2 separate regions of the Homo sapiens genome follow, and region 1 is linked to region 2. The links are chromatin contacts, found by Hi-C or POLR2A ChIA-PET in ENCODE. All regions are on one chromosome and are shown on one strand. The core of a region is the stretch at or near the end of the contact, and the rest is flanking DNA. Distances in the headings are between cores, read along the strand shown. Region 1 has its middle 43 kb from the start of LINC02871. Region 2 has its middle 110 kb from the start of LINC02871.

What was found. Hi-C counts contacts between places; a loop is a spot of excess contacts on that map. ChIA-PET counts read pairs that join two places held with the same protein, here RNA polymerase II (POLR2A). Pooled maps may share reads with other maps.
Region 1: a loop to region 2 is called in a map of ascending aorta, with 1.9 times the contacts of the local background. The contact joins two enhancer-like sites. A Hi-C loop is called at or near these places in 7 of 168 maps with a recorded cell type or tissue (PC-3, SK-MEL-5, aorta and 4 more) and 5 of 50 pooled maps. POLR2A ChIA-PET finds 5 or more read pairs at or near these places in 4 of 52 experiments (AG04450, HEK293, MCF 10A and 1 more).

Annotation. Positions count from the first base shown.
Region 1 is chr20:10,981,467-10,984,676 of GRCh38, reverse strand. No RefSeq gene overlaps it. Among named protein-coding and RNA genes, the nearest start is that of LINC02871, 43 kb to the left of the region's middle. Within about 2 kb of position 1,841, at least 8 of the 41 ENCODE cell types and tissues checked have a DNase peak (open chromatin) inside an H3K27ac peak, as active enhancers do; they include ascending aorta, where a contact is called at or near this core.
Region 2 is chr20:10,918,479-10,921,260 of GRCh38, reverse strand. No RefSeq gene overlaps it. Among named protein-coding and RNA genes, the nearest start is that of LINC02871, 110 kb to the left of the region's middle. Within about 2 kb of position 1,325, at least 4 of the 41 ENCODE cell types and tissues checked have a DNase peak (open chromatin) inside an H3K27ac peak, as active enhancers do; they include ascending aorta, where a contact is called at or near this core.

The DNA of each region.
Region 1 (3,210 bases), core at 592-3,091, 63 kb before region 2:
CAAGACATCTTAGGAAAGATAGGTAAGTGGCAATCACATTGGCACACCTGCCATTTAAACTGCTCTACCTGTAATTCTCTTTTCTGCGGTAACGGCAAAGGATGGACAAAGGCCACACCCACCTGCAGCTGCTCCTTAGAGCAATAGTTCTCAAAGTACAGTCCCCTGGGCTAGCAGCACAGGCATCCTCCCAGGAACATGTTAGAGATGTATGATCTGAGGCCCCACCCCAGGCCTGCTCAGTCAGAAACCTTCGGCGTAGGGCCAGCAATCTGAGCTGTAACAAGTTCTCCAAGTGATTCTGGTACCCACTAAAGTCTGAGAATTCCAACCATGTTGAGATGTTCATATACCTGCTGTATACATGCCATCCAGGCCTGAGATCAAGCTCTCTGCTACGAGCTACAAGGCCCTCATGACCTGACTGCGACATACAAGCTCCAGTCACAAATGTCACCTTCACCTACCTCTGCTAGGCCCAGTTTGTGCCCTCCTTGAGGACTTTTCCTGCAACCTGCTCATGCTTTGCTCTTTAACTCATTCAGTTTTTTTTGTTCAAATGTCAAACCATTTGTAAAGTAGCTTCCACCACAGACACCCTTTAAGTATCTGCCAATAGATACTGTCTAGGATTATTCTTGCAGCAGCTTTCCAAGATGAGCGATCATATTTCTCATGAGTTTGTTTGTACATTTAGGGCCCATACTCCCCAGAAAGAATGTAAAGCTCTATTAGTATAGGCACCAAGTGTTTTATACCTACTCTTCCAATATATGCACTTCCCATGTCCAAAACGTTCAGCGTAGGCCAGACGTGGTGGCTCACGCCTGTAATCCCAGCACTCTGGGAGGCCAAGGCGGGTGGATTGCTTGAGTCCAGGAGTTCAAGACCAGCCTGGGCAACATAGAAAACCCCATCTCTACTAAAAATACAAAAAAATAGCTGGGCATTGTGGCACATGCCTGTAATCCCCGCTACTCGGGAGGCTGAGGTGGTAGGACCACCTGCGACTGGGAGGTTGAGGCTGCAGCGAGGCAAGATTGCACCACTACACTCCAGCCTGGACAACCAGATTAAGACCCTGTCTCAAAGAAAAAAAAAATGTTCAGCATAGATACTTTCTTCTCCCACCCCTTCTCAGAACCTATTCTCACTCACATTGTTATAAATAAATGCAAATGCAGAGAAGAGAAAATATTTACATTAGGAATTTTTTAAATTCAAATTTCAGGCATCTTTCAATAAGTGCTGTCTAGCCTAGTAAATGTTTGGCAAGGTCAAGTGGGGCCCCTAAAATACTATCCCTTAGGCATCTAACAAAGGGCCTATAATGTTTTCCAATAGAGGAGCTTATAGAACAAATGTTTCCTTTATCCCAAGCACAAGATTGCCTTTGCTCTAAGAAACTGTGTCTGTTAAGAGCTAGATAGGCAAGTCATAATCAAAATTCAGAGCCTATACTAACTACATATCTAATTATGGAACATGTATTTATACTTTCTATCTCCCTTTTATCTTCATATGTGTTTCTTAAAGCTCAACTTTGAGACAGAAATGTGAATTTGAAGAGGTGTGACTGAGGATTCTGGGGCTCAGCCACAATGCGGCAGGTTATTTTATTGGTCTTTCAACAAAATATGCTTGAATGGCGTTAATTTTGCTTCCGTAATGGCTTAAATGCATCCAAGAGGCATTAGAGTCACTCACTCTTAGCAAAGATGGAAGAATAACACAGATGACAGTGCATTTAGAAAGAGGCAGACAGTGCCCGTGCTGGCTCCAGTCCTCTGTCATCAGAGATATGAGCTCTAGGTTGGCCGCTGAGCATTAGCCCATGTAGCCTGAGATGAGTTCATGGGGCTGGAATTCAAAACACTAACCAGCTGTGGGAACCCAGTGAGAAGCCTGTCACACTGAATGGTATCCAGATTAGAGCTGTGAGAATTTGGGAAAACCCTCCTCGCTAAATAAGTGTACTTCTTCATCTTCTTTCTTTCTTTCCTTTTTAAGTTTGCAATGTTTGACACAACCCTGAACCTATAGCCATGCATATTAACAATGGAGAAAAGGCAACTCTAAAAATGTTTGTTGAAGCAATGAGGGGACGTCGTAAGACTGAGTGGATGTTGGATGACCTTGTAATTATAATTTTTAGGTGTGATAATAGCATTAGGTTTATGCAGCAAAATATCCATAACTCTTTAGAGATGTGTAATGTGGAATGTAGGGGTGAAATAAAATGACACTTGGAATTTGCTTTTAAATAATTCAGAAAAAAACAGAGAGGAAAAGGAATAGATTAAACAAGTGTTGCAAGCCCTCAGTAATTGTTGAATCCGAAGTGGATTGTGAGGGTTTAAAAGAATATTCTCTCTCCTTGTAAAAGTACGTTTCAAAATAAACATAATAAAATTTATTATAAAAAAGGAAAGATAAATAATGCTAGACCAAAGGAAAAGTTATTTTCTCAGGAATGTAAAAATGCTTTTTCAGCTAAGGATTTTTCTCAAGGCCAGCCACTGTCAAATAAATAATCCACAAATTCAAAAAATGATAAACTTGTGTTCTTGGGTTTTGGAGTCTTAAGGACTCCCTTCCATGATTTATGCATTGATAGGAGTAGGCAGAAAAACTTCAATAAATGAACCAGAAAGTGGAAATGGCACATTACTTTATTTGCTACTAGATTGTCAAATACTGTTTGTAGCATTGGCCATAATGGGAATAGAACAAGATAGAGATTTGGGGTCCCATGTCTGCTTCTGTATTTTTTCCCATGAGTCCCTGTCTGACTTTCAGTGAACATGTTTATACTTCAGTTTCCACATCTGTAAAATCACAAGGTTCTACAATGTTAGAGCTAAGGTTTCTTTCAGGCCTGAAAGTAAAAATTCCAGATTATATTAGTAAATCTGCTTCAGTAACATGGGATATTAAAAAAAAGGTCAAGTTCTAGATATGAACTGGCAAATCAGGAGACCGCAAATTTATTCAGCCCTATTGAATTCTCAACACAGAAAACCCAAGTGTAACAACCTTTGCTCTTAAGAAAGTCTGACTGGCAAAAGAAATAATATAGAAAATAAACAGGTTTCAAAAGAGGTCCTAGCCTCAGCATAATTCTATTAAGAAAAAAAGACATATTGCCAACTAAAATATTTTGTGTGTTTCTAACACTGAGAATAATGGATATAAATGGCCCTGATTTAT
Region 2 (2,782 bases), core at 76-2,575:
CAATCAAGGAAAACTGAACACCAACTGCATATTCGATGATGCTAAAGAATTAATATTAATTGTGTTATGTGATAGTGTTTTTGTGCTGATGCTAAAAAGAACATATAAATAATGTCCACCAGCTTCATCCATATTGTTGCAAATGGCAGGATATTCTTTCTTAAGGTCTAATAATATTCCATTGCATATACATACCAAAATTTCTTTGTCCTTGAGGACTATAGTTAATAATATTGTATTATACACTGAAAACTTGCTAAAGGGGTAGATTTTATAGTAGATTTTATGTTGTTACCACAAAAAGAAAAAGGCAACCTGAGGTAATGGATTTGTTAATTCGCTTGACTGATGCTTGAGCATCCTTCCTGCTTCCTGACACCTCTCTTTCCCTCTCGAGCATCCCATGCTTTTTAGGAAACAAACTGGACTCTTGGGTTACTAGTCATGCTGATGTTCTTTCCTATCCACCCACCTTTCCAAACAGAATGAAATGAAATGAAACACTCCATGATATAGAAAGGCAGAAAGAACTGAAAACCAGCTGGCTCATTATTTCCCTCCACAAACCAGGGAAGGGCACAAATAAACAAACACAATATTGCTGATGGGAAGCCAATGTAGCCTGGGCCTGGTTTTCTCCAAGAAGTGACCTCCTCTAGCAAATTAAATGCCCGGAGCCTCCCAATCTCATCTGGTCCTGATTTTCAATCAACAGTAAACTGATATCTTTTTTTTTCACTTTCATTATAGCTTGTTTTCATCTAGTTTATATTTCCAAACGTACTGGTTTTCAAGCCTGAACTGTCATATTAAACACACACACACACACACTCAAAAAAAGTGCAGGCTAGGTGACCCAGTGGCACCAGGGACGGGGCCCAGCCCTTGGCTTGTGGGAACTCCTTGGAGGTTTTCTTTTCTCTGAGCTAATCTAATTGGGAGCCACCAAGTTGTTGGATAGGATGGAAACTGAAGGAGCCCGAACTCCCTTTCTTACCCCTGTATGGGGTGCCATGCTGAGAAGGGAGAGAAGAGGATGGAAGAATCCCTAGAGATCTCTGCACACTGTGCACTCAGGCCTATTCTAGCAAGGGCACCAAGGAACTTTGAGGGAGTGGAAGGTTGGACAGAGGGGTGGCCAGTCTTACAGCAGAGATTTGTAAACCTGCCTGATGATGGAGAAAAGGGCTGACTCTCCCAGCTAGTGAGAGTGGAGGCTCATGTTTTGTGCACAGAAGGGAACAGCCAAAACCCTTCCCTCTGACTAAGTCTCAAAATAATTAGTCAGCAAATGGAATGAACACAATCGGGAATGAGTTATGAATATTCTCAGCACCCACCCGAGGTGCTTGGACAACACACCCTTCAGCACGACAAAAGCCCTTGATGGTGACCCTCATGGACCTCCGCCAGGCCTCCAGCTGCACCATTATCAGAGGATCTGAGCTCATTCCCTTGGGCAGGTGCCTCCCTCCTCTGAGCTCTCTGCAACTGGGTCAAGGCAGTCTTTCCTCCCCACTGCAAAGGGTATGACATTAGCATGGGTTGCGGGGAGTGGTAGGCACAGGGGCCCAGGCAGCCCTCAAGTCTGGAAGAAGATGTGGTGAATTTGGATTCATCATCACACAGCCTCCATTTGCTTTAGCTCCTATGTACAGTTCCAAGATGGCTTTTTCCTTTGCAGAAATGATTCAGAACATTCTTTTCTTCCAAGTTTAACTTTTCATGTAGCAGCATAAAAACATAAATCTTTGAAGTGTTGGCCTTCACGGTGTTTCTCTGAATTTTCTTTCCTCCTGGTTGATTCCAAGGCTCATTCTTTCTTCTTCTCTCCACCTCTTTTGCCAAGGTTCTTTCCATCCCTGGATGGCAGCCCTCTCCCTTCTAAGGATGCTTCAGATCTTCGCTTCCTGGTCTCTTCTTGAAGCTTCCATTTCCGTCTGGTATCAAGTTCAGAGGTCACAAAATTTTCTCCAGTTGCCATCTTTTAGTAAATGCCTTTGGTAATCTGACCATTCTCTCTTGCTCTATTTTCTCCATTTTCATACACACACACACACACACACACACACACACCCCTCCCTTTACCAATCTCTCTCCCTGCATTTTTCCCTCCTCTCCCCTTGATCTTCAGAAACACAGGGCAGCACATGCCATGCAGAATAGACCTAAATATCATGTAAGAGAAATTTGTCTCATCATGAAATAGTGGAAAAAAATAATACCAGACATCAAGAATATGAGTTCTTTATAATAAGTAGTAAAACTAAGTTTTCAGCCTCTGTTAGATATTGTGCTTTAGAGGAATTATCTGTTTCTCAAGTAATTCTGTGGGCAAGAAACCATATCATGTCCATTTGGGGATTCAGAGAGGTTAAGCAATTAGGCTGAAGTCACATGGATAGCAGGTGATGCAGTCAGAATTCCAATCCCAGCAGCCAAACTTCAGGTTCTTACTTTAAAGACACGTTATGTTAACACATTTTATGTTAACTCCTCCTCCCTCTCGAAAGTTTGGGAAAGGAGCTGGTAAACTTTCCTCTGGAGCTGAGCATAAGTTGCCTATGACCACAATTTGGCTTAGTGCTTGTGATCTGAGAAACGTTTAGAGTTCTGTTGCACAGAGGTACCCTGTTCTGTAAGGAATCCAGACATCTGCCTCCTAATAGAGAAGCCATTCTTGGCTGCATTTGGGCATGGGGCTTTTAAGAATCCCAATGCCCAGTTCACACCCCAGTTAGATTACATCAGAATGCCTGGGGTTGGGAGAGGCAGAACCTAG